4 separate regions of the Homo sapiens genome follow, and all the other regions are linked to region 1. A link is a contact called in ENCODE Hi-C or POLR2A ChIA-PET data. All regions are on one chromosome and are shown on one strand. Each heading gives the region's core, a stretch centred on a gene start or an enhancer-like site at or near the end of the contact. The rest is flanking DNA. Distances are from core to core; before and after follow the strand shown.

What was found. A loop is a pair of places that touch in the nucleus more often than their neighbours do. ChIA-PET counts read pairs that join two places held with the same protein, here RNA polymerase II (POLR2A). Pooled maps may share reads with other maps.
Region 2: a pooled map shows a loop between it and region 1 (6-fold over the local background). The contact joins the promoter of THAP11 here to the promoter of CBFB in region 1. A Hi-C loop is called at or near these places in 5 of 50 pooled maps. POLR2A ChIA-PET finds 5 or more read pairs at or near these places in 2 of 52 experiments (activated CD8-positive, alpha-beta memory T cell and naive thymus-derived CD4-positive, alpha-beta T cell).
Region 3: a loop to region 1 is called in a pooled map, with 9 times the contacts of the local background. The contact joins the promoter of RANBP10 here to the promoter of CBFB in region 1. A Hi-C loop is called at or near these places in 5 of 50 pooled maps. POLR2A ChIA-PET finds 5 or more read pairs at or near these places in 2 of 52 experiments (OCI-LY7 and activated B cell).
Region 4: a pooled map shows a loop between it and region 1 (21-fold over the local background). The contact joins the promoter of ACD here to the promoter of CBFB in region 1. A Hi-C loop is called at or near these places in 2 of 37 single-sample maps with no recorded cell type and 8 of 50 pooled maps. POLR2A ChIA-PET finds 5 or more read pairs at or near these places in 1 of 52 experiments (naive thymus-derived CD4-positive, alpha-beta T cell).

What each region holds. Positions count from the first base shown.
Region 1 is chr16:67,026,715-67,033,876 of GRCh38, forward strand. CBFB (core-binding factor subunit beta) reads left to right here and starts at 2,435. Exons shown (of 6, transcript NM_022845.3): 1 at 2,435-2,771; 2 at 3,013-3,099. The coding sequence starts at 2,694. RefSeq lists an enhancer at 1,698-1,837 and silencers at 2,398-2,587, 2,678-2,917, 3,168-3,217.
Region 2 is chr16:67,839,031-67,846,192 of GRCh38, forward strand. It overlaps THAP11 (THAP domain containing 11), which reads left to right and starts at 3,290. Exons shown (of 1, transcript NM_020457.3): 1 at 3,290-5,165. The coding sequence starts at 3,525. The coding sequence ends at 4,469. The region is part of intron 1 of CENPT (centromere protein T); the gene reads right to left. RefSeq lists enhancers at 3,004-3,053, 3,506-4,252, 3,964-4,123, 4,564-4,613 and a silencer at 3,304-3,483.
Region 3 is chr16:67,803,876-67,811,037 of GRCh38, forward strand. It overlaps RANBP10 (RAN binding protein 10), which reads right to left and starts at 2,685. Exons shown (of 14, transcript NM_020850.3): 1 at 2,427-2,685; 2 at 1,553-1,664. The coding sequence starts at 2,661. It overlaps TSNAXIP1 (translin associated factor X interacting protein 1), which reads left to right and starts at 3,014. Exons shown (of 16, transcript NM_001288990.3): 1 at 3,014-3,321. The coding sequence starts at 3,275. RefSeq lists enhancers at 1,808-2,428, 2,429-3,048, 2,754-2,983 and silencers at 2,404-2,623, 3,124-3,243.
Region 4 is chr16:67,658,115-67,665,276 of GRCh38, forward strand. ACD (ACD shelterin complex subunit and telomerase recruitment factor) reads right to left here and starts at 2,146. Exons shown (of 12, transcript NM_001082486.2): 1 at 2,008-2,146; 2 at 1,789-1,931; 3 at 1,588-1,681; 4 at 1,423-1,499; 5 at 1,261-1,305; 6 at 1,115-1,149; 7 at 814-965; 8 at 606-702; 9 at 441-527; 10 at 1-248. The coding sequence starts at 2,106. It overlaps PARD6A (par-6 family cell polarity regulator alpha), which reads left to right and starts at 2,846. Exons shown (of 3, transcript NM_001037281.2): 1 at 2,846-2,987; 2 at 3,341-3,563; 3 at 3,782-4,660. The coding sequence starts at 2,925. The coding sequence ends at 4,533. ENKD1 (enkurin domain containing 1) reads right to left here. Exons shown (of 7, transcript NM_032140.3): 3 at 6,882-7,054; 4 at 5,823-5,948; 5 at 5,543-5,706; 6 at 5,306-5,442; 7 at 4,831-5,207. The coding sequence ends at 5,047. RefSeq lists an enhancer at 1,476-2,059 and silencers at 2,213-2,322, 2,633-3,112.

The sequences.
Region 1 (7,162 bases), core at 1,185-3,684:
TCAAGAGGAGGCCCTTGGTTGGCTTGAATCCTTACGAAAGGAAGATTCCAGATGACCGGACTTCAGATAATTCAGTCAGGTTTTGGGACGGTGGGGGCAGATGTTTCTTGGCACAGAAAAGACACCTCTAAGCCTCCATGAGTGGGCCTTAGTAGAGCTGGATCTTAGCAAACCCCCTTAGCAAACACCCATAGCATGGTGTCTGGGCCAACCCATACCCAACTCAACAGCTGCCAAAGCTGTTAGGAGCACAGACTTAAGTGTACCTTACATGGGTGAAAATTTCCTTTATAAATTTCCTTTAATTCTGTTTTTTTAAATAAGTGAAAAAAAATTAACAACCAAAAAGGCATATAGAGGTCAGCCGAGGAGATGGCCTCCTTCAGCCTGTGGCTTATTTCCCGGTCATCCTGGCTGTTGGATGCCAGACTACGACGAGTGTGGGTTACCCTGTGGCCTGGAGTTGCCCAAGGCTGTCTGTGGGGCTGCTGTTCTGGGTCTGCTTGGCAGGCTTTGCTGTCCCTTTCCCTTAGGACATCGTTCCTCCCCTCCTTGAGGCTGACAATGAGAGCGCCCTGCCCTGCTCTGCACTCCCACCCCTCCAGGTCTAGCTCCCTTGACCCTGACCTTTTCCTTGCCTAAGCTCATGGCCATCAAGGCCATTCTAGAGATCTTTCAATTTTTATTTATTCCACATTTCCCATGGCAGAAACAATTATTGCTAGAGTCTTTGGCCAAGATCAACTTGGAGGTCTGTGAGCCCTCCTTGGACCCATTGTGGAGCAAGAGTGCTTCCTCATGGATTTTTTTTCCCCCCGAGACGGAGTTATGCTCTTGTTCCCCAGGCTGGGGTGCAATGGCACGATCTTGGCTCACCGCAACCTCTGCCTCCCAGGTTCAACCAATTCTCCTGCCTCAGCTTCCGAGTAGCTGTTTGAGACGGAGTCTTGCTCTGTGGCCCAGGCTGCAGTGCAGTGGCACCGTCTTGGCTCACTACAACCTCCGCCTCCCAGGTTCAAGCGATTCTCCTGCCTCAGCCTCCCGAGTAGCTGAGACTACAGGCGTGTGCCACCACACCCCGCTAATTTTTGTACTTTAGTAGAGATGGGGTTTTGCCATGTTGACCAGACCGGCCTCGAGCTCCTGATCTCAGGTGATCAGCCTGCCTCGGCCTCCCAAAGTGCTGGGATTAGGCCAGGCGCAGTGGCTCATGCCTGTAATCCCAGTACTTTGGGAGGCCGAGGCGGGCAGATCACCTGAGGTCAGGAGTTCGAGACCAGCCTGACCAACATGGCGAAACCCCGTCTCTACTAAAAATACAAAAAAATTAGCTGGGCGTGGTGGTGGGTGCCTGTAATTCCAAATACTCGGGAGACAGAGGCAGAAGAATCACTTGAACCCAGGAGGCGGAGGTTGCAGTGAGCCGAGATCGCGCCATTGCACTCCAGCCTGGGCGACAGAGCGAGGCTCTGTTTAAAAAAAAAAAAAAAAAAAAAAAAAAAAGAGGGCTGGGATTACGGGTATGAGCTACAGTGCCCGGCCACAGGACTAACTTTGAATCAAACTCTGCCATAAATCCCATGTCAGACTTTCTCCAGTTTGGGCTAAACAACTTCCCTAGAATTTATGGATCTTATTTTTTGCAGCTGATTGCACATTGAGTAAGTATATGGACTGGCAATCGGTTACATTCTTAACTCAGCTTGTTCTTCTTTAGAAACTTAAATTTATTGGGCTCCCACTGTGTGCTAGACCCACATAAAGGTTCTCACGCTAACACTGCAAACCTAGGAGTGTCTGCATTTTGGAAATAAGGAAACTGAGGTTTAGTGGTCCAATTCTTATCTAAGGCCCCAGCCAGCAGGTAGTGTAGCTGAGTGGGATCCCATCTAAGACCCATCTGACTCCAAAAGCCACGACCTTTCCACCATGACTCGGTTGGATTCTTTGGTCCGTTTCCACCTCAGTCTTCAACGTGCAGAGCCTACACCCCTGCCGGTCGGTTTAGGGACGAAAAGTCCCCAAGGACTTAGGTTTCCTCGCGTTCAAGTGACAATCTGGGGTTACTCCGCGCACCTGGGGAACCCAGAAGTTCCAGATGACCGAGGAAGGGCGGTAGAAAAGGCCTGCGCTGGCTACTCCCGTCTGCTAAAGGCCAGGCGGATCCCCCAACGACAGCTCCACGCCGAGTGGCCGCGGGCGAGCAGGGGGAAAAGGGCCCTGATGCGGAAGGAGCCCCGGGGCGCCACAGCCAGGCCGCTCCGCCAGCGGGCGGGTGGCGCATGCGCGGCGTGGGCCGCGGAGTTGTGAATGGTGCGTCTTGTTTGCCGGAGTTGGAGGCGGGCGGGCGCGCGAGGAGGAGGGGTGGGGCCGGCGGGGGCGGGGTGGGCGGTGAGAGGAAGTGGCGGCGGCGGCGGCGGCGGCGGCCGGGGGCGGTGAGCGCTGGGGCTGCGCGGGCGGCAGGCAACGGCTGAGGCGGCGGCGGCGGCGGCGGCGGCGTGGGTTGGGCTCGAGCGGGCGGCGGCGCCTCAGACTCCCCGGAACGGGAGCCCACGCGGGCGGGCGCCTGAAACAAAGGGAAGCGGGCGTCCGGGCGCCGCGGGTGGGCGGTCAGTCGGTCAGCGCGGAGCCAGCCAGCGGGTGCCCGCGCAAGCCCCGAGCGCGGCCGGCCGGCGCGGCCTCAGGGCGGGAAGATGCCGCGCGTCGTGCCCGACCAGAGAAGCAAGTTCGAGAACGAGGAGTTTTTTAGGAAGCTGAGCCGCGAGTGTGAGGTGAGGCAGGCGGGCGGGCGGCTAGGAGGCCGCAGCGCGCCCCGAGTGGGCCCGGGCGGAGAAAAGTTTGGGCGGCACGGTCCCCGGGAGTCCCGGTCGGTGCGCCCGCGGAGGGGCAATCTCGCCGGGGCGGCCATCGCCCGCAGCCTCTGCTTGCCCTTATCGGCGCTGCGCTGGGAGGGCGGGCGCGCGGGCGGCGCCGCGGATTTGGCTCCTGATTTCGGGCCGTCTTGCCTTGCAGATTAAGTACACGGGCTTCAGGGACCGGCCCCACGAGGAACGCCAGGCACGCTTCCAGAACGCCTGCCGCGACGGCCGCTCGGAAATCGTAAGTCGGCTGGCCCGGGGCGCGCGCGGGTCACTTGTTGCGCGGGGCCGCGGCGGCCCAGGCCGGTTCCGGACGGCGGCGCGGCTGCTGCGGCTCCCGGAACTGAGTGGGCGCCGTCTCACTTCCTACTCGGGATTCAAAATGCGAAACCAGATGCCGCGGGCCGGTACTCGCGGGGAGACGCTTTTCCTGGGGCTCGCCGCGGTGGCGCGTGTCGGCCAACGGAGCACCGCGAGTGGAGCTCGAACCCGAGCCAGACTAAACAAGCGAAGGGCATTGTTTAGGCGGCGACACCGAAGAAGGGTTCAGGGTATTTGTAGCAAGCAAACCCCCATTCGGAAAAAGAAGTGGAGCTTCATTCAAGGTCGGCGATAGTTTGTTTCTTAGAAGGTAGATCTGTCGGTAATTCTCTGTGTCAAGCGGTCTCACTACCAGATCGCCGAGTAGAAATCTTTCCTCCAGTTATTTATTCTAATAGAGAGGGGAGGGGGGGGAAAAGGCCCTAAAAATGTCATTTTCTTAGAATGTTAAGCTTCAGGAGAATCAGAAAGAAACCATTATCCCCATGTCCTGAGTAGGGCTGCTGTTCCTAAAAACTGCACAGATGGGCAAAACCCACGGTTGATCTCGAGGTCCTTGTTTTAGGAGGCAGATTTAGTGCGTCTTCACCAGACCTTGGGTTGAAAAAAAAAATCCAAGGGTCCTAGTTCCTCTCATCTTTTTGGTTTGCCTTGTTGGAGGTGCTGATGAGGAGGGAGTGGTAGGAAGAAACCAAGAAAAGAGGTTGATTATTACTATTTTTTTGAGGTAGAGTCTTGCTCTGTTGCCCAGGCTGGAGTACAGTGGCTCGATCTCGGGTCACTGCAACCTTCGCCTCCTGGGTTCAAGCGATTTTCCTGCCTCAGCCTCCTGAGTAGCTAGGATTACAGGTGCCTGCCACCACGCCCGGCTAATTTTTGCATTTTTAGTAGAGACGGGGTTTCACCTTGTTGGCCAAGCTGGCCTCCTGACCTCAAGTGATCCGCCCTCCTCGACCTCCCAGAGTGCTGGGATTACAGGCGTGAGCCACTGCGTCTGGCCTGATTATTTTTTAAAAAGTTGAAGCACTGTCTAATGGAATGCTGTTACTCTCTGCTCGGTGACTTGGACTCACTGCATTGTTAGAGGCTTGAAGCTAGGTGCGATTTGAATTTGGGTTAACAGTAGGAAGACATTGGAAATTTACTTCTCCCACCCCCTTTATAAAACCAGTTTATTTTTATTCAGATATAATTCATATGTCATAAAATTCTCCCTTTACATCACTGAACTCAAATTTATTTTTAAAGAATATTTTGATATTTTAAGTGAAAGCTTTTTAGAGTTGTAATAGTGAGAAGATACTGGTTAAATTTATCAGGAGCTCCTGAATATTTGGTCATTAGTGCATGTTATGAAAGAGAGTCTCAAGCTTTTAGCCCACTTGCAAATTTCTTGAGTAATTGTAGTATTTATATGATTGAAGTGCATAAGACATACTTTTAGGTTTTGGCACTGAGTGGTATAATAAAAGAATTCATTAGCTGGTGCGATGATCGTGTCATCCTTTGCCTGGGTTACCTTTTGCAAAGGGAAGGTGGTATACCTGACGATAGAATTTCCTGGAGGTAAAGGATGCAAGTATAAAAGATAAGTTACAAAGTACTTGTACTCTCACTGTTTGCTTTTTTGTTTTGAGACGGAGTCTCGCTCTGTTACCCAGGCTGGAAGCACAGCAGCATGATCTTGGCTCGCTGCAACCTTCGCCTCCTGGGTTAAAGCGATTCTCCTGCCTCAGCCTCCTGAGTAGCTGGGATTACAGGCACACACCACCACGCCCGGCTAATTTTTTTGTATTTTTAGTAGAGACGGGGTTTCACCATCTTGGCCAGGCTTGTTTTGAACTCCTGACCTTAAGTAATCCTCCCACCTCGGCCTTCCAAAGTGCTGGGATTACAGGTGTGAGCCACCGCGTCTGGTCTTGTTTCGTTTTTTTTTTTTAAGAGAGAGGTCTTGCTGTGTGGCCTAGGCTGGGGTGCAGTGGCTGTTCACAGGCACAATCATGAGGCACTACAGCCTCAAACTTCTGGGCTCAAGCGATCCTCTTGCCTCAGCCTCCCAATAGCTGGGACTACAGGCTCGGCGTCACCATACGCAGCCCCATGTGTTGTATTATCATCACTATCTTTGAAAGCTGAATTTTTTTGGAAATTTGGTGAATCATAGCTAGTAGGGTGTTTTCTGTCATCTCAGACTTTGCTGAATGGAATTATGAATTCAACCCATAGGATATCTGAAATGCTGTAATATTATAGTAGTAGTACAGGTGGTTAGTGTTTGTCATGAATTTATTTCCAGGATGAATTAGACATTCTAGACCTTCCCCGCTTCCAAATAATCTGATCCTCACCTGAGCCCGGGAGGTCGAGGCTGCAGTTAGCCATGATCGTACCACTGCACTCCAGCCTGGGTGACAGAGTGAGACCCGGTCTCCAAAAATAAAACAAGTATCTGATTCGACACATTTTACAAGTTTTAAATTTCTGAGAAGTATTAAAGGTTAAAGAAGGTAGATTGAATGCTGTGTGAGGTTTGCACTTAAGACGGCTCATGTCTTATTTTGTTAAATAATGTAACTATTGGTATTTGGAGAGGAATTTCACGTTTCCTAGTTTTCTCTCTTTCTAGTTTCCCTCCTTTAATTCAGTGTTAACCCACATTTAATTACAGGATCCTTAGCTCCTAGAGGGTAGAGACCTCATTAATTTTGTATAAACCCCTCTGGATACAGCTATTTTTCACAATACCTTTTATATCAGAGGTACTTGATTATTTGAATTTAGAGGCTGCTTAATTTAATGCCTGAAATTTATCTCATGACTTATGAACAGGCTGGGTTTCTTCCTATTTGGCTGTGGAAAAAGGCATTATTTTGCCTGTTTTGACAGCAGCCATAAATGGCAAGGATATCCATAGTTCTCAAAACTATTCCCAACCTTTCTCCTGCCCCAGTTGTCCTCTTCTTATTTGGAACATCTTCTTGATGTATCAGTGAGGTTAATGAAGAATTCATTTTGCTGTTGCCCAGGCTGGAGTGCAGTGGCATGATCTTGGCTCAGTGCAACCTCCGTCCCCCATGTTCAAGTGATTGTCTTGACCCAGCCTCCTGAGTAGCTGGAATTACAGGCGTATACCACCATGCCCAGCTAATTTTTGTATTTTTAGTAGAGACGGAGTTTCACCATGTTTGCCAGGCTGGTCTCAAACTCCTGACCTCAGGTGATCCACCGACCTCGGCCTCCCAAAGTGCTGGGATTACAGGCGTGAGCCACCACTCCCAGCCTCATTTTGCATTTAGATGTGAAATAATTTAAGGGCTGTGTTGATCATCTCTCTTTAACTATAAAACTCAATCAGCCTCCTTATTTTATGCCAATTGAGTTTTTAACTGTAAAACCCAATCAGCATTAAATAAAAGTGAACACAGGTCGAAGAATCTGTAGTAGAATCTGATTTATTCTTTTTTGAGACTGGATCTTACTCTGTCACTCTGGCTGGAGTGCAGTGGTGCCATCTCCGTTCACTGCAACCTCCACCTCCTGCTTCAGCCTCCTGACTTGCTGGGATTACAGGCGCCTGCCACCACGCCTGGCTGGTTTTTGTATTTTTAGTAGAGATGGGTTTCACCATGTTGGCCAGGCTGGTCTCCAACTGCTGGCCTCAAGTGATGTGCCTGCCTCAGTGAGCCACTGCACCCAGCCTTGATTTATTCTTATCAATTCTTTTTTTTTTTTTTTTGAGACGGAGTCTTGCTCTGTCGCCCAGGCTGGAGTGCAGTGGCACGATCTCGGCTCACTGCAAGCTCCGCCTCCTGGGTTCACGCCATTCTCCCGCTTCAGCCTCCCGAGTAACTGGGACTACAGTCGCCTGCCACCACACCCGGCTAATTTGTTTTTGTATTTTTAGTAGAGACAGAGTTTCACCGTTGTTTTTTTTTTTTTTTTTTTTGAGACGGCGTCTTGCACTGTCGGCTAGGCTGGAGTGC
Region 2 (7,162 bases), core at 2,040-4,539, 810 kb after region 1:
ACCTGAGGTCAGAAGTTCCAGACTAGCCTGCCCAACATGTTGAAACTCCATCTCTTCTAAAAATACAAAAATTAGGTCGGGTGCGGTGGCTCACGCCTGTAATCCCAGCACTTTGGGAGGCTGAGATGGGTGGATTGCATGAGGTCAGGAGTTTGCGACCAACCTGGCCAACATGAGGAAAACCCCGCTCTACAAAAATACAAAAATTAGCCGGGTATGGTGGTGGGCACCTATAATACCAGCTCTTGGGAGGCTGAGGCAGGAGAATTGCTTGAACCCTGAAGTGGAGTTTGCAGTGAGCCTAGATCGTGCCACTTCACTCCAGCCTGACCAAGAACAAAACTCCACCTCAAAAAAAAAAAAAAAAAAACCAAAAAAAATTAGCTGGGTGTGGTCGTGCACACCTGTAATCCCAGTTACCTGGGAGGCTAAGGCAGAAGAATTGCTTGAACCCAAGAGGCGGATGTTGCAGTGAGCCAAGATTGCACCACTACACGCCAGCCTGGGCAACAGAGTGAGACATCGTCTAAGAAAAATAAAAATAAATAAATAAATAAATAGGCTGGGCACGGTAGCTCACACCTATAATCCCAGCACTTTGGGAGGCCGAGGTGGGTGGATCACCTGAGGTCAGGAGTGGGAGACCAGCCAGCCCAACATGGCGAAACCCTGTCTCTACTAAAAGTACACAAAATTAGCTGGTTGTGGTGCCTGGCGCCTGTAATCCCAGCTACTTGGGAGGCTGAGGCAGGAGAATCTCTTGAACCTGGGAGGTGGAGGTTGCAGTAAGCCGAGATCGCACCACTGCACTTCAGCCTCAACAATGAGAACGAAACTCCATCTCAAATAAATAAATACATAAGTAAAAATGCAATATGTGTGTTCACGTTTATACCGTTGTATAAATGATTCACCCAAATGAATGCATATCTTTTACCAGGGGCTACACCGGCCCCATTTTGTTTTTATGTCCAATAATATAATTAGAAGTAATGTACATTAGAGGCCGGGCGCGGTGGCTCACGCCTGTAATCCCAGCACTTTGGGAGGCCGAGGCGGGCGGATCACGAAGTCAGGAGATCGAGACCATCCTGGCTAACACGGTGAAACCCCGTCTTTACTAAAAATACAAAAAAAATTAGCCGGGCACGGTGGCGGGCGCTTGTAGTCCCAGCTACTTGGGAGGCTGAGGCAGGAGAATGGCATGAACCCGGGAGGCAGAGCTTGCAGTGAGCTGAGATCGCGCCACTGCCCTCCAGCCTGGGCAACAGAGCGAGACTCCGTCTCAAAATAAAAAAAGAAAAAAAAGAAATAATATATATTAGGTTTCTATTTCATGCCTGTGATCTGCTATCAGGAGAGAAAAAAGGACAAGAAAAATTGGGAGGTGACCACGATCATGTCTTTTGTGGGAATATGCATGGAGCTGGGGGCCATTATCCTTAGCAAACTAATGCAGGAACAGAAAACCAAATACCACATATTCTCACAAGTGTGAGTTAAATGATGAGAACTCATGAACACAAAGAAGACAACAACAGACACTGGGGTCTAATTGCGGGGGGCGGGAGGAGGGAGAGGAACAGAAAAGATAACTATTGGGTACTGGGCTTAATACCTGGGTGATGAAATAATCTGTACAACAAATCGCGGTGACACGAGTTCACCTATGTAGTAAACCTTCACACGTACCCCCGAACCTAAAGTAAAAGTTTAAAAAAAATTGGGAGAAGGAAGAACTCGGCAAAGGAGGGCTAGTTTGCAGGTAATTCACCTGGAGAACTGCCTGGCCCCTCCCTGGCTTTCCACAACATTTTGTGTTCTTTAAAACATTTTCCCCCAGCCAGGCGCCGTGATCCTAGCTCACGCCTGTAATCCTAGCACTTTGGGAGGCCGAGGCGAGCAGATTGCCTGAGCTCACGAGTTCGAGACCAGCCTGAGAAACATGGCGAAACCCCGTCTCTACTAAATACAAAATACATATATATATATATATATATATATATATATATATATTAGCCGGGCATGGTGGCATGCGCCTGTAGTCCCAGCTACTCCGGAGGCTGAGGCAGGAGAATTGCTTGAACCCAGGAGGCGGAGGTTGCGGTGAGCCGAGATCTCACCATTGCACTCCAGTCTGGCGACACAGTGAGACTCCTTTACAAAAAAAAAAAAAAAAAAAAAAAAAAAAGATTCCCTCAAATAAGTTGAGGTGGGGGGAGGTGTATTGTTACAATGCAAATCCTTTCCCATAAAATCCTTTAATAGCTCTCAGTGGCCTGCAGAATAAAACCCCAAATCCTTAACATGTCCCAGTTTGGTATTTTCCTACGCTTGGCCCTACCCGGGCCACCCCTTTCCAGGCTCTTTAATGGCGGAGCCTAGCTCTTTTCTGCCATGTGGCCTTACAGACTGGTTCCTGGGACAAGAATTGGCTACTTCTCCCTACCCAAGCTTTCGTTCGTTTTTTTATTCCTGGCCCCCACCACCTCCCCCCCATTTCTCTGCTCTCCTGTTAATTCCTTTGGAGCGATTACTATTTGTGAGTAGACATCCATTCGCGTGCATTCAGATCTATTATCCAAAAGACAGACGCTTATCCGTCTAGGTAGTCAGGCTCCAAGAGAGGAGCCCAGTCGGTCTGACTCCCGCAAACTCCCGGCACCGTGTCAGCCACATAGTAGGCGTCTACTGGAGACTTTGTTTAGATCAGTTAGTCAACGCAGGCAGCAGCTGAATCAGGAGAGAGTCCCCAACGCAAAGAAAGGGGCTCCTGAGACCCTTCGGGGCGCCGAGGCCCAGGTTTCGTCTCCCTCTGCTGCAGCAATGCCGTCGACTCAAAGGGGCTCGGGGCTGGGGAACTGGTTCTGGCAAACAGCACAACCTCGCCCGAATCCTGGTCCGCAGTAACTCGATCTTTCCCTTAGGCGGCGCTTCGGAGGGAAGGCGCCTAGTTCAGCGCGAGGCATCACGGGATTTGTAGTCTCCGTGGGCATATACCCACCGCGCTTGCGCACCGGTGAGGCGCGCACCGCCCCGCTCCACGCCCCTATCAGGATTCGGGTCCTCGTGAGGAGCAGTCCAGGCGACAGCGTTCCAACCTAATACGCCTCTCTCGCCCGCCGGGGACAAGACGGGCTGGGGAAAGAATCTGCTCTTCGGAGGCTATCGCAGTGCCTTGGAAGGCGGCAGGAATCCGCACACACCCGCCCCGGAAGTGAGCCGCTTCTGGCGCGGGGCATTGTGGGGGGCGTAGTCTCTTTCTCAGGCGGTCCTTCGCGGCGTCCCCGGGGCCCACTCCCGAGCGCAGGCGGGCAGCCAGGCGGGCGGCGCGGCGCGGGCCGGCAGGAAGCGTATTCTGGGCACGGGGCGCCGGGCGGGCCGGCTGCGCCGAGCGGCAGTGGTGGGATACCACCCAAGGCCTCGCGCGGCGCCGCCCGTCGAGGGGCGGGCGGCGGCGTAGCCACTGGGCCGTCGAAGAGCGCAGGAGGCCGGTGGGCCGGGCCGGGCCGCGCGGCGCAGCCATGCCTGGCTTTACGTGCTGCGTGCCAGGCTGCTACAACAACTCGCACCGGGACAAGGCGCTGCACTTCTACACGTTTCCAAAGGACGCTGAGTTGCGGCGCCTCTGGCTCAAGAACGTGTCGCGTGCCGGCGTCAGTGGGTGCTTCTCCACCTTCCAGCCCACCACAGGCCACCGTCTCTGCAGCGTTCACTTCCAGGGCGGCCGCAAGACCTACACGGTACGCGTCCCCACCATCTTCCCGCTGCGCGGCGTCAATGAGCGCAAAGTAGCGCGCAGACCCGCTGGGGCCGCGGCCGCCCGCCGCAGGCAGCAGCAGCAACAGCAGCAGCAGCAGCAACAGCAGCAACAGCAGCAGCAGCAGCAACAGCAGCAGCAGCAGCAGCAGCAGCAGCAGTCCTCACCCTCTGCCTCCACTGCCCAGACTGCCCAGCTGCAGCCGAACCTGGTATCTGCTTCCGCGGCCGTGCTTCTCACCCTTCAGGCCACTGTAGACAGCAGTCAGGCTCCGGGATCCGTACAGCCGGCGCCCATCACTCCCACTGGAGAAGACGTGAAGCCCATCGATCTCACAGTGCAAGTGGAGTTTGCAGCCGCAGAGGGCGCAGCCGCTGCGGCCGCCGCGTCGGAGTTACAGGCTGCTACCGCAGGGCTGGAGGCTGCCGAGTGCCCTATGGGCCCCCAGTTGGTGGTGGTAGGGGAAGAGGGCTTCCCTGATACTGGCTCCGACCATTCGTACTCCTTGTCGTCAGGCACCACGGAGGAGGAGCTCCTGCGCAAGCTGAATGAGCAGCGGGACATCCTGGCTCTGATGGAAGTGAAGATGAAAGAGATGAAAGGCAGCATTCGCCACCTGCGTCTCACTGAGGCCAAGCTGCGCGAAGAACTGCGTGAGAAGGATCGGCTGCTTGCCATGGCTGTCATCCGCAAGAAGCACGGAATGTGAACTGGTGCCCCGGCAGCCTGCTGGACTCCCAGACCCCATCCAGCCAGGGGACCGCAGGCCATTGTTGAACTCCTCTATACTCCTGGGCACTGGTTGACAGTACTGAGGCTTAAGGCAGCTGGACTCTCTTGCTGGTGACCTGGCATCCTCAATTGTTTCCTCCTGAAGTGGAAGCTGGGGCCTTAGACTCTGCCCTGGTGACACCAGCAATTATGACTTTGTCTACCCTTCCTCCCCAGTTATTGTTGCAGATTCTGGTTAAGCAGAGGCTTCAGAACCACTGAACTTGAAACTTACCCTCTAGGGATGCAGGTGGGATGTCCAGGGACTATAGGTTTGGGAAAACCATACCTTAAGGTTGGTCAGCAGTCAGACAACTCTAATGTGTGTAGTGATAAGAGATTCAAGTAACATCAGTTCTCCTCCTTTTCATGCTTTTCCTTCCCAGGTGCAGCCTGTGATTCTGATGGGGACTGGTAAATCTGTGCCTCTGCCTCCTAGGACTTATTTTCCCAGGAGGCCATTTACAAGGGGATCTGGATGACCTGCTGATGGAGATCCAGCTTGCCAGGGACTTAGGTTTATCCTGTTTTGTTTGCTACTGGTTACAAATTCTATTTTCTGTACAATTAGTCAGACTAAAGTTTTCACTGTGTTTGTTTGGCAAAACAAATTAAACAAAAAGTAAGGTTTTTATTTGGGTCTCGCCATTTTATTTTTACAAAAACATAGTTAAATGTCCTTGAAACATGGGGAAATAGGCCTCAGCCTTTCTGAAAGACCAGGCTGACCCTGAAAGTAGAGATGCTTCAATGACCAGTTTTTCCAAAAATGGGCCCTAAGCACATGGATCCTGGCCTTATAAGGTCCTCACAGAGTTCCTGGCCCAGCTCACCCTAAAGAGTTTGGAAACTGCACCAAATGGGCCCAGTTTGTCCATGGATTATCTCCCTGTATCCTTTCAACAAGAAGGACCAACTGGTAACTAAGCTATATTGTGATAGTTCGCCTCTGAGGGTTTCAATTCTCAGCTGGGATTGAATTTTGCTCACCATGACATCCCTTAGGCTTAGCACAGCCTCTGGTATGCATGTGCATGCAGTTACTCTGTGAACCGGTAAGAGCGCAGCTGGAGCTAGCCAGGGCTGCTTCAGGCACAAGGACTGTTGTATAGATACCTTGGCCTTGGTACACCTTCGGTGTGACAGAGCTGTATCCACAGAGAGCATTAAGAAGTTGGGAGGTGTGATTCCTTGACTCATTTTCTTGGCTGCCTGCCTCTATTTTTTTTTTTTTATTTTTTTTTAAGATGGAGCTTTGCTCTTGTCACCCAGGCTGGAGTGCAATGGTGTGATCTCAGCTCACTGCAACCTCTGCCTCCCAGGTTCAAGCAATTCTTCTGCCTCACCCTCCTGAGTAGCTGGGATTATAGGCACCCGCCACCACGTCGGGCTGATTTTTGTATTTTCAGTAGAGACAGGATTTCACCATGTTGGCCAGGCTGGTCTCGAGCTCCTGATCTCAGGTGATCCGCCTGCTCTGCCTCCCAAAGTACTGAGATTACAGGTGTGAGCTACCCCGCCCAGCCTCTATTTTTTCTTAGATTGAATATTGAAGGGGCAAGGATTACATTGCTTTTGTCTATAGCTCCAAGTAATTTAGCTCAAAGCCAATGTCTAAAAGTAAATGCCTTTAAAGCTCTGGGTTTACTGTGGGTGGTGGGGCACAAACGGAGACTTTCAGACCCCATAAAATATGACTCCCTTCTCTTTCTTACTTATGGACAAAGCCATCTGCCTGGGGACTTGTCTGTGGCAACATGCTGGGATGGTCCTAAAACTCAAGTCTCTGTTTCCCTTCTAGTCCCTTAGCACTGAGTTGGGAAAGTGGTGGGGAAGGAGTGAGACATAGGTTGTGTAGGTGGCTGGTTGGGGGATGGACTGGACCTCTGTCTTCCTAGGGTTAGATCTGGCTGGTAATCAGGTGGTGGAAGCACTGCAGTGCCCTTTGTTGCTCCTATTGGGCCAGTCTCACATCTTCCCGGTCGGAGCAAGGCCTTTTCCAGGATCCAGCCATGCTCTTCAGTGTATCCTTGAGCTCCTATTTATTGAAGGGACTTCTGCTGTTTCTGCATTGGCTCCCTTGAGGCTCTCAGCAGTACTCCCTGGACCCTCCCTGGTGTCTGGAGGTTATGGGCAGTGTTTTGGCTTCTTAGGGAGAAGAAGACAGTTCACAGAGCAAGGGAGATCCCAGATGCAGATGTATAAGCGGGGCAATGCAGAGTTCTCACTAGCTGAGTAATAAGCATCTAGTCAGGCAAAGTGTAGTGTTGACAGACCTGAGATTTAAAAAACAGAAGTGTGGTCCGGTCTTACCAGCCATCTCTTGGAGGGGTAGCCTGTGGGTGGGGGAAGGTGCAAAACTCTTGTGGAAGAACAGGAGTACTGAGAGACCTCCGGCCAGGAAGGAAGGCTAGGAGTTGCCTGGAGAGGCCTTGTAGCCATTTCCCTTACCTGTGGTACCCCAAGTTGGCTGCAGATCTCTTTGCCAAGCACAGGTCTGACCTAGAGACTGGCCTTACCACAAATGTTTGTGTTACCAAGAAAACAAATGGGCGTTGAAAGGAAAGGGCAATGGGTAGGAAGAGAACTATTTACAATCTGGTCACTTAAATCACAGCGAAATTTTGGGTA
Region 3 (7,162 bases), core at 1,435-3,934, 780 kb after region 1:
AGCTTCCCATGATCAGAATTTCAGAGGCATAGAATTCTGGAGTTCAGGCAGCTTAGATGCTGGCCTGGATCCTCACAGTGCAGATCAGGAGACTGAAGCTCCAACATCTACCCAAGACCACAGAGACCTCTCAGGCAGAGAAGTTACATCACTGAGGAAGTAGGCAAGGCTCTGACTCTGGCAGTGTTGCCCCCAGCCTAGTCCCTTGGCCAAGCATTTTGCATGCACTACAAAGGGGACAGTCCCTAGGAGAAAGAAGTTCTGAATGTTCGAGAACACACCCTCAGCGTTGGCATGGTCACCAGAGGGGTTGGCAAACTTCAGACACCAAACCTAAAGTCTGATGAGGAAAGCCTTTCCAAGGTAGCTGCAGTCATGTTACTTCATAACTTACACACCTGCTTCGTCACAATCACTGGGAAAAAAAGGGAGACTGGGAGAAAGAAAAAAAATTAAGTATCTCCCCTATGATTTCCTGTGTCTGCTTGGATCATCCTAAAATAGGGAGTCTCCCTAATGCTGACTTTTTTTTTTGTTTGGTTTTGGGACAGAGTCTCACTCTATTGCCCAGGCTAGAGTGCAGTGGTGCAATCTCAGCTCACTACAACCTCCACCTCCCATGTTCAAGTGATTTTCATGCCTCAGCCTCCCAAGTAGCTGGGATTACAGGTGCACACCACCACACCCAGCTAATTTTTGAATTTTTTTTTAGAGATGGGGTTTTACCATGCTGGCCAGGCTGGTCTTGAACTCCTGATCTCAAGTGATCCGCCCGCCTCGGTCTTCTGAAGTGATAGGATTACAGGTATGCCAGTTAATTTTTTTGTATTTTTAGTAGAGACAGGGTTTCAGCATGTTTGCCAGGCTAGTCTCCAACTCCTGACCTCAGGTGATCTGCCCATCTTAGCCTCCCAAATTGCTGGGATTACAGGCGTGAGCCACCGTGCCTGGCTCCTAATGCTGACTTTAATGAGGACCTTCCTAAAGTTGATCCAACTAGTAGTGTTCAAGTCCTTGGACTGAAAAACAAGTTTATGAGCAGCAAGGTCACCTGATTCTGATCATGTGTATGCTGTTTACCCTGAGATGACAGGCCGGTGGCCACAGAAGCTTTCATGAATGCTGCAAAGACTCTACTATCTCTTTGAAGGCTACCAGGGCCTCCACATGACTAAATGCCATAAAAAAGAACCTCATGAATACAGCAAGAATGTGAAAGGAAGGAAGTCACAAAAACACCACATGCTCATGAGGGAAACTCCATTCTGGACACTAAATTTTTAAAGTAAACTTGTTACTTGTTTGCCTAACCTTCTAGGTATCAAATTACATCATCACTAAAAATAATCCCTGCTTTACCCCCAACACACCCACTGGCCATCAAGATCTGCTGCTTAGACCAGACCATGCCCACAGTCAGGAAATAATGGCAGCCCAGACCCATGCGGCTCCCCAGCTCACATCAGCAACAAGTGCCAGCCAAAGGACCTGAACTCTGACCACAGGGATCAGCTCCATGATCAGGGAAAGAGGGTGGTCATGAAGGGCTTACCCATCTCTTCCTTTGCTGACAATCTTCACTTCAAAGTAATAAATGCCACAGGCAGCAGGTATGGGGTGGGTGGCACGCACTGAGGCCGCATCTTTGTGATTTTTGCCATGACCTAACAGGAGAGGGCAAGTAAGAAATTTCAGCAGAAGGAAATGCAAATGGAAGCCTCATTTTTCTCTGCAACTCCTCCATGACAACTCCACTCCTCTGTGGCCAGAGGACGCACTTACACAGGCCGAGGAATCATTAGACAACTGAATAAACACTTAAACCTTCCACCTTTGCCTCACCTCCTCCTGAGAACAGCAGTCCTGCCTGAGACACTGCCCATACAAACAAAACAAGGGTAGAGGCAATGTGAGAGATACTCAAGTGCTGCTGGCAGCCTCTCTAGAATCCAGGCAGCCCACCTGGGAGGCCAGGGGAAGAAGGATGAGGCCGACCTGGAAGACACCCCCCAAACTCTAGCACGGAACCCCAGGCTCAGTCTAGGATGCCTGGCAGGTGGGGAAGCCCATGAGTCTCACGCTAATGGTAGGTATGTGACCACCCCTTTCTTCTAAGCAGTGGCGAAAGGTCCCGCTGCCGTTGGCGCCAGCCTAGGATAAGCACGGAGGCCCTGGAGTGGAAGGTCCGGCCCAGCACTGGGTTTGGACACCTGTTGCGGTTCTCTTGACGGCAGGTGTCTCAGGACAGAGAACAGGCAGTCAGCCCTCGGCCTGTTCAGCCTCACCACCCTGGACATCCTGAAAGGGCCAAGCCCTAACTTGGAGCACCTAGGCAGGGAAAGGGAGGTGATAGGGCGGGGGCCTGGCAGCAGAGCCACCCCACGGACGCTCTAGCCTTAATTCCCCCCAGCCTGACGGGCCGATACCTTTGTAGTGGACGCGGAGGTTGCCCTGGGAGAGACCAATGTAGTTGTATTTGTCCTTGGGGCTCCAGGAGCGCGGCAGCGGAGTCTCTTGCTGGTTGACCGCGGGATACAGGCGCTGCAAGCGCCGGCTCAGCTCCTGCTCCCCAGGGGACGGCAGCCCGCCCCCAGCGCCCCCGCCGGAGGAGTCCCCAGGCTGCGGGTTCCCAGCTCCCGGGTCTGCCGTCGCTGCCGCCATCTTGGAGGGAGCTACTATTGTGTCACTGGGGGCGGGGAGGAGCGGGACCAGATCCGCCCCGCTCAGCCAATGGCCCGTGAGCCTCCCTGGGCCGCAGGGAAACCGAGTCCGAGTCCGGCACCCCTCTTTGGACACTGACACGCCTTACCACATTTCGAACTCCATACCCCACAATGCAGAGCTCTCGAGAGGCGGAGCAACTCGGGCTGGTAGAGAATTCTGGGAGATGTAGTATAACCGTCCTCAGCCATAAGCCTGTCCCATCGAGACGTCGGGACACCGAAAACTACCATTCCCGCCGGCAAAGCGGCTCCGGCCTCTCAGCACACTTCCCTCCCCATGGCCTCTGTTCATCCCCCTGCCTCAGTTCTGGTACCTGGGGTCAAATCGGCTGTAGTGGTTGACTCTCAGGGCACCCGCTGCCGGGTCCCAGTCCACCTTTGCTACTTTGTCCTACTCCCAGCCCGCGGGCGCTAGGCTCGGGGGCGTGGCGCATCCCTGACTCCGCCCCCGCCGCGGGGGGGCCTCTGGGGCCTGGTCGCCATGGCGACCGGCTGTACGCTACCACAGCTTCCCAGGCCGCGGGTGCTGATTGCCCGCCTGCCCGTGGGTCATGGCCTGCCAGCAGTCGCGGTACCACAGCTTCTCGTCCGCGTCGAGGTAGGCGCTGGCAGGGATGAGGGCAGAGATGAGGGTTTGAGTACTTCTAGAGAGGGAAATGGCACTTGATCCGGACCTCTGCACCTCCTGCTGGCCTCTGACCATTGATCTAGGGCTCCAGCACCACAGAGTCAATGGTTAGAATCGGGCTGATTTAGCCCAGTGAAGACGTTACGTGCTAGCAAAACGGTAGGCGCACTTTATCATTACTAGTAACAACCAGCTTGTATTGAATGTACTATATGCCAAATGCTTTATATACCACATTTTTAAATATTTTATTTTTGAGACAAGATCTCGTTCTGTCGCCCAGGCTGGAGTGCAGTGGCACTACTACGGCTCACTGCAGCCTCGACCTCCCGGGCTCAAGCGATCCTTCTACCTCAGCCTCCCGAGTAGCTGGGACTACAGGCATGCGCCACTACGCTTGGCTAATTTTTGGGTGTTTCTTTGTTCGTTTGTTTTTTGTAGAGACGAGGTTTCACCACGTTGCCCAGGCTGGTTTCGAACTCCTAGACTCAAGCGACCCTCCCACTTCGACCTCTCAAACTGGGATTACAAGCGTGAACCCCCACACCCGGCCTACGTACCATATTTAATCCTCACAACAACTGTATAAAGTAGTAATATTACCATTGAACAAGTAAAGAAATACTTTAGAAGCCTGGAGAGATCATCCTCTGGGTAGCTTCTGCCTGTACTCAGGTGTATAGCCTCTGGGTACTGCAAAATATGACCAGCTCCATCAGCCTGGAGAGCCATACATACGGATTAAAACAAAAATTTTGGCTAAATCGTTTTCTAGTTTTGGGACTTCAGACAGGGCCCTTCAAGTTCCAGGCCTCAGCTTATATATCTCAAACATGGGAATGATACAGCCCACCCCACAAACATTGTTGGGAACATTTAGGCAGAATATGTGAAGCTCTTGACACAGCTCTTGTATGTAATAGGCACCCAGTAAGTGTTGAATGAATGTAGTGTCCCCCCTTCTACTCATTCCCAGTGGGGGAAAAAAAAAAAAACACCACCCAATCCCACCTAAACTCTTCAGGGTCTGCTGCCTTGACAGAGAAAAGCCTACAAAAGCCCCTAAGAGGCCAGGCACGGTGGCTCACGCCTATAATCCCAGCACTTTGGGAGGCCGAGGCGGGGGGATCACTAGGTCAGGAGATCGAGACCATCCTGGCTAACGTGGTGAAACCCGGTCTCTACAAAATACAAAAAATTAGCCAGGCATGGGGGTGGGCACCTGTAGTCCCAGCTACTCGGGAGGCTGAGGCAGGAGAATGGCATGAACCTGGGAGGCAGAGCTTGCAGTGAGCCGAGATCCTGCCACTGCACTCCAGCCTGGGCAACAGAGCGAGACTACGTCTCAAAAAAAAAAAAAATTTAGCCGGGCATGGTGGCAGGCACCTGTATTCCCAGCTACTTGGGAGGCTGAGGCAGGAGAATCGCTTGAACCAGGGAGGCAGAGGGCAGAGGTTGCAGTGAGCCAAGATCACGCCACTGCACTCTAGCCTGGGCGACAGAGTGAGACTCCGTCTCAAAAAAAGAAAAAAGAAAAAAAAGGAAAAAGAAAAGAGAGAGAGAGAAAGAGAATTGTTACCCAGCACAGGATTAATTTAGTAAACTGCCATTCTCTATGAAAAGGATATGAAGCAGACCCAGAAAGAGAATCCCCATTCATTTTAAGAAAGAAGCACAGGGCTGGTCATGATGGCTCATGCCTGTAATCCCAATACTTTGGGAGGCCAAGGTGGGAGGATCACTTGAGGTAAGGAATTCAAGACCAGCCTGGGAAACATAGTAAGACCCTGTCCCTACAAATAATAATAATAATAATAATAAAAGTTTCAGCTACTCAGGAGGCTGAGGCAGGAGGATTACTTGAACCCAGAAGTTCGAGAGGGTGTAGTGAGCTGTGATCACACTAGTGCCTTGTAGCCTGGGCAACAAAGCAAGACCCTGTCTATTAAAAAAAAAAAAATGGCCGGGCGTGGTGGCTCACGCCTGTAATCCCAGCACTTTGGGAGGCCAAGGTGCGCGGATCACGGGGTCAAAAGATCGAGACAATCCTGGCCAACATGGTAAAACCTTGTCTCTACTAAAAATACAAAAATTAGCCAGGTGTGGTGGCTTGCACCTGTAGTCCCAACTACTCGGGAGGCTGAGGCAGGAGAACCCAGGAGGTGGAGGTTGCAGTGAGCCCAGATCATGCCACTGCACTCCAGCCTGGCAGCAGAGTGAGACTCCATCTCAAAAAAAGAAAGAAAATCAGCCAGGCATGGTGACCTGTGCCTGTAATCCCAGCTATTCTGGAGGCTGAGGCACAAGAATTGCTTGAACCCAGGAGGAGGAGGTTGCAGTGAGCTGAGATCTTGCCACTGCATTCCAGCTGCCTGGGAGACACAGCAAGACTCCGTCTCAAAAAAAAATAAATAAATAAATAAATAAATAATACAGGCCGGGAGCAGTGAGTGGCTCATGCTTGTAATCCCAACACTTTAGGAGTCTGAGGTGGGTACATCATTTGGGGTCAGGAGTTCAAGACCAGCCTGGCCAACATAGTGAAACCCCATCTCTACTAAAAATACAAAAACTAGCCAGGCGGTAGTGGCATGCACCTGTAATCCCAGCTACTCAGGAGGCTGAAGCAGGAGAATCGCTTGAACCTGGGAGGCGGAGGTTGCAGTGAGCCGAGATCGGGCCACTGCACTCCAGTCCGGGCAAGAGAGTGAGACCCTGTCTCAAAAAATAGTAAATAAATAAAATTTAAAAAAAAATACAACATCATTAATCTACCATATTCCTTATTCACCAGCATTTAGTGATGTTGGGCCAGACTCACTGTTTCTCTTAGAGACACTGTGGATGTCCTCATCCTTTCCCTTTAAAAAGGGGCAGCATGATGGATAAGCTAGACCTTAGCACTGTGGAACATGTCATCAGGACCCTCTGCAAGGGACCTTCGAATTGTGCATTTTCCTGGGGCAGGTTTCTCCTCCCTATCGGCTTTTCTCCTTTCACCCTCATAACCCTGGCACTTGGTGGATGGAACTCAGCAGCTTGCGTTCACTGAATACCAAGATATAACCCTGACAAACCCACTGCCTACTACCACTTAAATAACTGAGCTTGAGGCCGGGTACGGTGGCTCACGTCTGTAATCCCAGCACTTTGGGAGGCCAAGGTGGGCAGATCATGAGGTCAGGAGTTCGAGACCAGCCTGACCAACACGGTGAAACCCCATCTCTACTAAAAATACAAAAATTAGCCGGGCTTGGTGGTGCTCACCTGCAATCCCAGCTACTTGGGAGGCAGAGGCAGGAGGATCACTTGAGCCCGGGAGGCAGAGGTTGCAGTGAGCCGAGGTCATGCTACTACACTCCTGCCTGGGCGACAGAGCCAGATTACGTCTTAAAAAAATAAAAATAAAAGTAAATAAATAACTGAGTTTGGTCCAGCTTTGAGGTAGAAATATAAATGTTTCCCATTCCCCTCTGAGGGTTACCATAAAATATTTAATATAAAACATCTTAAACTTTTTTTTTTTTTTGAGATGGAGTGTCTCACTCTATTGCCCAGGCTGGAGTGCAGTGGCATGATCTCAGCTCGCTGCAACCTCTGCCTCCCGGGTTCAAGCGATTCTCCTGCCCCAGCCTCCCTAGTAGCTGGGACTATAGGCGCGTGCCACCACACCTGGCTAATTTTTTGTATTTTTAGTAGACAGGGTTTCACCGTGTTAGCCAGGATGGTCTCGATCTCCTGACCTCATGTCTTTTGTTTTTTTTTTTTCCTTTTTCTGGAGAACGGGGTCTCGCTATATTGCCCAGGCAGG
Region 4 (7,162 bases), core at 896-3,395, 630 kb after region 1:
CTGGTGTGGACTGGGGACATGGCTACGGGGTGAGAGACTGGGAGTGCAGCTCTGGAGTGGGGAGCTGGGGGTACGGCTGGCGTGTGGGGACCTGGGGGTCAGGGTGGCAGGGGCTGAGCAGATGGCTGGTGAGGGCTGGGAGCTGCTTCTCTGCCCTGGGTCTGGAGCAGCCAAGGACAGGGCAGGCAGAAGGCTGATGCTGGTACCACTTTCCTCGGATGACATGTGGCCGGGTAAGGCCGGGGTTCCTGAGGAGGAGGGGACTTATTGTAGGCACAGCCCTCTCCGCTCAGGGCAGCTGAGTGGCCTGCGAGCTCAGACAGGACTGCAGGGACCGTGTTCATCCCCCACCCACCGTGCACCTTTCACAGCATCCTGCGCAGCCCGGGAACCTGACTGACAGGCGGCAGTGAGTGCCTGTGACCTGTGCATCACCTCACCTGAGGAACTGGGTGAGGAAGGAGGAGAGGCTATGAGGGTCAGAGATAGGTCCTGCAGAGCCGGGTCTGGTGGGGGCAGCTCAGGGCCTGGGGGGTTCAGGAAGTCTTATCAGCACTGTGGACCTGGGCCCCAGGTATCCCCCCAACCTCTCCAGTCCCCCTTACCCTGTGTCCTCTGACAGGGGCCTAGAGAGCTCAGAATTAGCTGGTCATTCTCAGAGATGCACAGCATTGAGCTGGGGACAGTGTACACAGCTTCTCCCTGTGGGACATGAACTCTGTAGGACAGGCCCGTTTACTCTCATGTCCTGTGGGATATGACCCTTGCCCAACTCCTCACCCTGACATCTCCCAAGCAAATCCCCAGACTGACCGTGGCCTTGCATCGTGAGGCAGCCCAGTGGGTGACAGGGGGTGCTGTGCAAGGGCCCTCCAGTGTCAGGCAGCTTTCAGCCAGGCACACGAGTGCCCCCTGATGCTCCTGGTCCTCCCGCATTTCATCCAGAAGCTGGGACAGTGATAGGCCTGGGGACAGGGGACCATGGGATGAGTCAAGGCTTAAAGGGGAGGACCAGGAGGGTGAGGGGGAAGACAGCTTATTGAGGAAGCATAAGGTTAAGGCTGGAGAGATCACTGCACAGCGTGTTAGGATCACTGGTCAAGCTCTACAGTACCTGCATTGGACGAGGTGGACTCTGAAAGGTGCTCCCTACAGGAAGAGAGTGGCCAGGACTCAGGAACCATGCTGAGGCCTGTCTACCTAGATACACCATCCCCTCACCAAACAACACGTGGCCCCCGAGCCCAACCCCAGACTCACTCAAGGCAGTCATAGAGCTTTTTCTGAACATCTAAGTCTTGGTTGCTAAGAAAAAGAGAAGGGTAGTTAATGGGGGCCCAAGCCCTCCTACCCCATAGGCGTCTGCCAGCGCCGGCCAGGCTGGGGTGGGGAGAGCTGCTGGAGGGCGGAGGCATCACTTACCAACCAGGCACCCGTAGCCGGGGCTGCTCCGTGGGCAGCAGGCTGAAGCGGTCCACCTGGAGATAGAACTCTGCGGGCTGGAGGAGTTCGGGGGGAAGGGGGGGTCTCAGAATCGTCACGAAGAGTCATGCCCGGTAACCCGCCCAAGGCAGTCTCACCACTCACCGCGCCGCCCTCAGCGACCTGGACATGAACCCCGCAGTCCTGCAGCAGCAGCAGCCGGCCCTCTGTCCCGCGGAAGCCGAACTCCTTCTCCTCCCTGCAACAAGCAGGATCCTCACTGCCGGGCCCACCTGAACACAAGGCCCGCCCACCTCGCGCTCTCCTGCCGGACTCCGACCTCCAGAGCCGCGCGGGGCCTCTCACCAGTCCGAGGTGTCCAGGGCCTCCCGCGTCACCAGGCATCGGACACTGTGGGTCCCGTCAGACACAAGCAGCGTGGCCCCGACGTCGGACGTATCAGGGGCGTGGGATGGGCCCGCGACCGCGGCCTCGGCGTCCTGTAGTACCTGACGGCGGCGAGCGGCGTCAATCCCACCACCCCGGGCCTCCGCCTCGGTCTCCGGGCCCTGAATGGGGGCTCACCTCAAGCAGCTGCCCGGCTCGTGGACTGGAGGGTGTCTCTGACCCCAGAATCAGCTCCCGAATCCAGGGCCGTAGGACCAGCCTCCCCGAACCTGCCATCCCCACGGCTACACCCAGCGGATGCAACGGGCCCGGGTTTCCCGCGGGCGCCCAGGCCCCGCCTTTCCTCGGAAGAGGAAGCTCCTTCGCTGGGCGGGGCCGGAGGAGGAGGCCCCGCCCACGTACACCCCGCGCCTGCGCACGAGGGCGTCCTGCTCGGGGGCCTGTGTGCAGACTCCCGCTGGTCCACCCCGCTGGTGCACGGGATGCTGGCCCGTTTACTCTCATCGCGGCGTCACTCTGACAGCGGCCAGGCATTTGGGCCGTTCGTCAAGATTCCTGTGGTACCGGTAGGGAACAGAACAAGGGCTGGTCCCGTCCCTGGAGAGGGTTCCAGGGCCGGAGGCTGAGGCCGAGTGCCGTCCGAGCGAGTTGACTCGAAACCATTTCAGCACCGTGTGACCCCCGAACGGTTCAGCACATATTTATTATGACTCAGTTTCCTCATCTACACAGTGCACGGTCTTGTAAGGCCAGTGGAAATAAGAGCACACACACAGCGCTAAATAAATGGTACTTCCTTCGCCCTCCCCTCGGATTGGCGGAGCCCTGCTCCCCAGACTCCGGGGGCGCGCGGACCTCAGCGTGATGACGCAAGAGCGGAGGACGGCTCCTCTCCATCCACGGCTCCGTTTCCTAGGAAACGTGGACTCCGCGTTCCACTCTGCGTCGCTGCCCCCTTGACGTCACGCTCCGGATGGGAAGGCGGGGCGTGTGCTACCGCCAGGGGCGGGGCGGCGCGGGCGGGCCGGCCGGGCTGTGCACCTGCGCCTCGGCGGGCCGCCTGGGGCACCGTCCCCGGCCCGCCCGGCCCCGCCATGGCCCGGCCGCAGAGGACTCCGGCGCGCAGTCCCGATAGCATCGTCGAGGTGAAGAGCAAAGTAAGGGCTCCTCCGGCCTCGGCCCTAGGCGCTCCCAATTCCCTCTTTCTCCCCTTCCCAGCTCCTTGGTCCCCGCCACCTCTTCCCTCTATCCTCCAAGTCCCATTCTGCTTTTCTGCTCGCCTTCCCCCATCCGTCTTCCTTCCTCCACTGCTGGTCTCCAGCTCTCTGTGGCCTGAGTACCTGGAGGGCGGTAAGAAGACCTTGGACAGCGTCCCTGGTACTGGAGCTGAGGTCTGGGCTTAAGGCTGCCGCAAAAGCGGCAGCCGCATCTTTCCCATTCCTGCCAGCCTGCGGTGAGAAAGGGGCGCAGGCTGTCCTGACTCCTCCTCTCCCCCAACCCCGACTTCCAGTTTGACGCCGAGTTCCGACGCTTCGCGCTGCCTCGCGCTTCGGTGAGCGGCTTCCAGGAGTTCTCGCGGTTGCTGCGGGCGGTGCACCAGATCCCGGGCCTGGACGTGCTACTTGGCTATACGGATGCTCATGGCGACCTGCTGCCCCTCACCAACGACGACAGCCTGCACCGGGCCCTGGCCAGCGGGCCCCCGCCACTGCGCCTACTGGTGCAGAAGCGGGGTGAGGAGGGGTACAGTGGGCAGCCTCTGTGGGGTAAGGTGTCTGTGGGGCAGGTCTACAAGGGTTAGTCCATGCCCAGGGTACCCAAGCGTCACCCTCTGCAGTCCCTGCCCTTGGCTTGACCTCTAAGTGGTAGGAAATAGCTACAGTGCCCCCTGTAAACAGCCCAAGTCGGGGAGCAGGTCTCTGATCTCAACATCCCCCCTCTTCTGCAGCAGAAGCTGACTCCAGCGGCCTGGCTTTTGCCTCCAACTCTCTGCAGCGGCGCAAGAAAGGGCTCTTGCTGCGGCCAGTGGCACCCCTGCGCACCCGGCCACCCTTGCTAATCAGCCTGCCCCAAGATTTCCGCCAGGTTTCCTCAGTCATAGACGTGGACCTACTGCCTGAGACCCACCGACGGGTGCGGCTGCACAAGCATGGTTCAGACCGCCCCCTGGGCTTCTACATCCGAGATGGCATGAGCGTGCGTGTGGCTCCCCAGGGCCTGGAGCGGGTTCCAGGAATCTTCATCTCCCGCCTGGTACGTGGGGGTCTGGCTGAGAGTACAGGGCTGCTGGCGGTCAGTGATGAGATCCTCGAGGTCAATGGCATTGAAGTAGCCGGGAAGACCTTGGACCAAGTGACGGACATGATGGTTGCCAACAGCCATAACCTCATTGTCACTGTCAAGCCCGCCAACCAGCGCAATAACGTGGTGCGAGGGGCATCTGGGCGTTTGACAGGTCCTCCCTCTGCAGGGCCTGGGCCTGCTGAGCCTGATAGTGACGATGACAGCAGTGACCTGGTCATTGAGAACCGCCAGCCTCCCAGTTCCAATGGGCTGTCTCAGGGGCCCCCGTGCTGGGACCTGCACCCTGGCTGCCGACATCCTGGTACCCGCAGCTCTCTGCCCTCCCTGGATGACCAGGAGCAGGCCAGTTCTGGCTGGGGGAGTCGCATTCGAGGAGATGGTAGTGGCTTCAGCCTCTGACAGTCAGGATGAAGCCCCATGCCACTCCACACTGCTGGGACATGGCAGGGACTTCACAGTGGGGGTTTTTAGCTGGCTCACAGGGCTCCCTCAGCCTGGGGAACATTAAAGGTTTTCTACAAATACAGTCATGGTCCTTGTGTGTCCCAGTTCCAGCCTCCTCCCTGGTCTCACCAGCTTGCCTTCTGCTCTGGACTAAGGCAGGAGTGACATTGGGGAGAACTTCCTGCAATCAAGCAGCAGGAGGGCCACCAGGCTTGGCATTTTTAGGGTAAGAAAAGCTCTTATGGAAACAAATCCTGTGTACAAAATGTTTAATTTTGACAAAGCAGTTAAAAGGCTAGGGTGGCCCTTCTGCAGCCACTGGTGACTGGGAAGAGTGCTCTAGGGACACTGGCCACCCCCCTGCTCCTGTCTTCAGACCTCTGCTCTGGGATTGGGTCCAACCCTGTCCTTTGCAGCCATGTGGCGATCCTCAGCATGGAGCTCCTTGCCACTGTCCCCCAAAGGGGCTCAGTCGTCCATCTTCACGAAGACTTTGGGCCGAGAAAAGATCTTGATGGCCTCCTCTACCTGCACCAGCTTCCGGTCCAGCTCAGCACGGTGGCTCTGGGCTCTCAGTGAGTCTGCCCCAGCAGGCAGCAGTACCAGCTCACGCAGCAGCTGGCTCTGGCCTACAGGGGGCCCGGGAACAGTGAGAACAGTGAGTGTTGGGCAGGGGTGCCCGGTCCCCAGTGGGGCCCCCCTCCAGCCTCCCTGCCCAGGTACTCACTCTGGAGCAGCTTGGTCAGTGTTTCCAGCCGCTGGTTCTCAGGCATGCGCGTGTGGCCTGGGGGCATGGCAGGGTCCGGCTGGCTCTGCTTGCGGGCCTCGGCCTCCCGCCGCCACAGGTCCCTGCGCTCCAACAAGCTGTGGGTACACAGGCTCAGAGTTGATGACCCGAGGGCAGAGGTTGGTTCCCACCCTCCACAGGTGTCCTTCACCCTGAGTGTCGGGCAGTGAGACCTACTAATGTGGCACATGGCCCTTCTGCGTGGCATTGTAGTGCTCCTGGGCCTGCCGCTGCTGCTCTAGCACTTGTGCCAGGACCTGCAGTGAGCAGGAATGCCTCCGGGGGGCTCTCTTGGCAGCTCGTGCATTGTGACGAATGAAGTCCACCCCCAGGCCTGGCTCCTGCAGGACACAGCAAGCGTGGGTGGGGGCAGACAGCATTATGTTGTGTCCCTGAACACCCCCCCCACACCAGGAGCCCTGCCCAACCACCATCTAGCCCCCATACATCCTCTCACCTTAGCTTCGGGACCTGGTGGGGTTGGCTGGGGACTAGATACATGGGGTGGTGGGAGGCCAGGGCCGCAGCGGGAGTGCGCCCGCAGGAAGTGGGCAGACTCTGTCCCAGAGGCAGGGCCAGGCTCCTGGAGGGCAGGGCACAGCAGAGAGAGCAGGCAGGCTGAGGTCTGGGGCTCAAGCTGCAAGACCCTGGCCATCTTGGCCCTTCTGACCTTTGCATCCATGTCCCTCGGGCCCTCTTCCCTCTTCAAGGGACACTTGTCCTCATCAGCACACAAATGTGTGAGTATGTCAGATTTTTAAGAAAACAACAAACCATCTCTCCTTCCACCTCAGTACTGGCCCAGCTACCACTCTCTTTCCTCCTTCCTAGCCAAGCTTCCTGGCTCTAGCCCTGCAAGGCTCCTAACAGCTGGCCTCCAAGTCCTCAAATCCAGGCGGTCAATTCCTTGGTCTCGTTGTCCTCAACCTGATCGTCAATAACTCCTAGGTCTCACTCCTGAGATCCAGGCCTGAATTTCCATCTGCTTCCTGGACACACTCCCACCCCCTGGGAACCCCACAGATGCTTCAGCTACAACACATTTGTGTGACCTTGCCTTTCCTCTCACTCCTGCTCCTCCTACTGAGTCCCTGAGACAGAGCCCCCCACCATACCCCTGCCCTTCCCACTGTCCTCAGAAATAAGGGCTGAAAAGTGGCTTTTGTGGCCCCTGACGTGGGTCCAGCTGACTTCTTGGCCTAACTTCACGCCCTTCTTTCCTCACAGTGAACTGTACCTAGCATCTCCACTGCTGCGTGCCCTGTGGTCTGTGAGGTTCCATCTTTTGGGAATGTTCTCTTCTGCTGTCCCTTTGACTAATTGCTACTTGCCCTCAGGATCAGCCCCACCATCACTACTTCTGAGAAGCCCCCCAGCCTCGCCCTGCAGCAGAGCCAGGGTCTCTTAGTCCTCTGTTACCTCTGTGACTTCCCTCCCACCCCAGAACTCAGATCAGGGTACAGTTGCCTGTTGGCCAACAAAATGGATAATACTTCTGGCTCCCTGAAGCAGGTACCTGGAGCTGGGCCTTGACCCGGGACTCCACCTTGTCGTACTTGGGTGAGCGCCACAGAGCTTTCAGGGGCCTGGGCTGGCCCTGCTCCCGGCTGCGCTCCTGTTCTCTGAAGCGCTTCTGAATCTCCCTGATCCGCCTCAGGTTCTCCTTCTCATGGTCCTTAGGGTCCTTCCCTGGAGAAAAGATGCCCCCAGGTTCTGCCCTACATGGGGCCCACACAGTCCAACTTCCACTAGTTCACACACAGGCCTGCCCCCTGCCTCCTACAGAAAGAGCTCCCT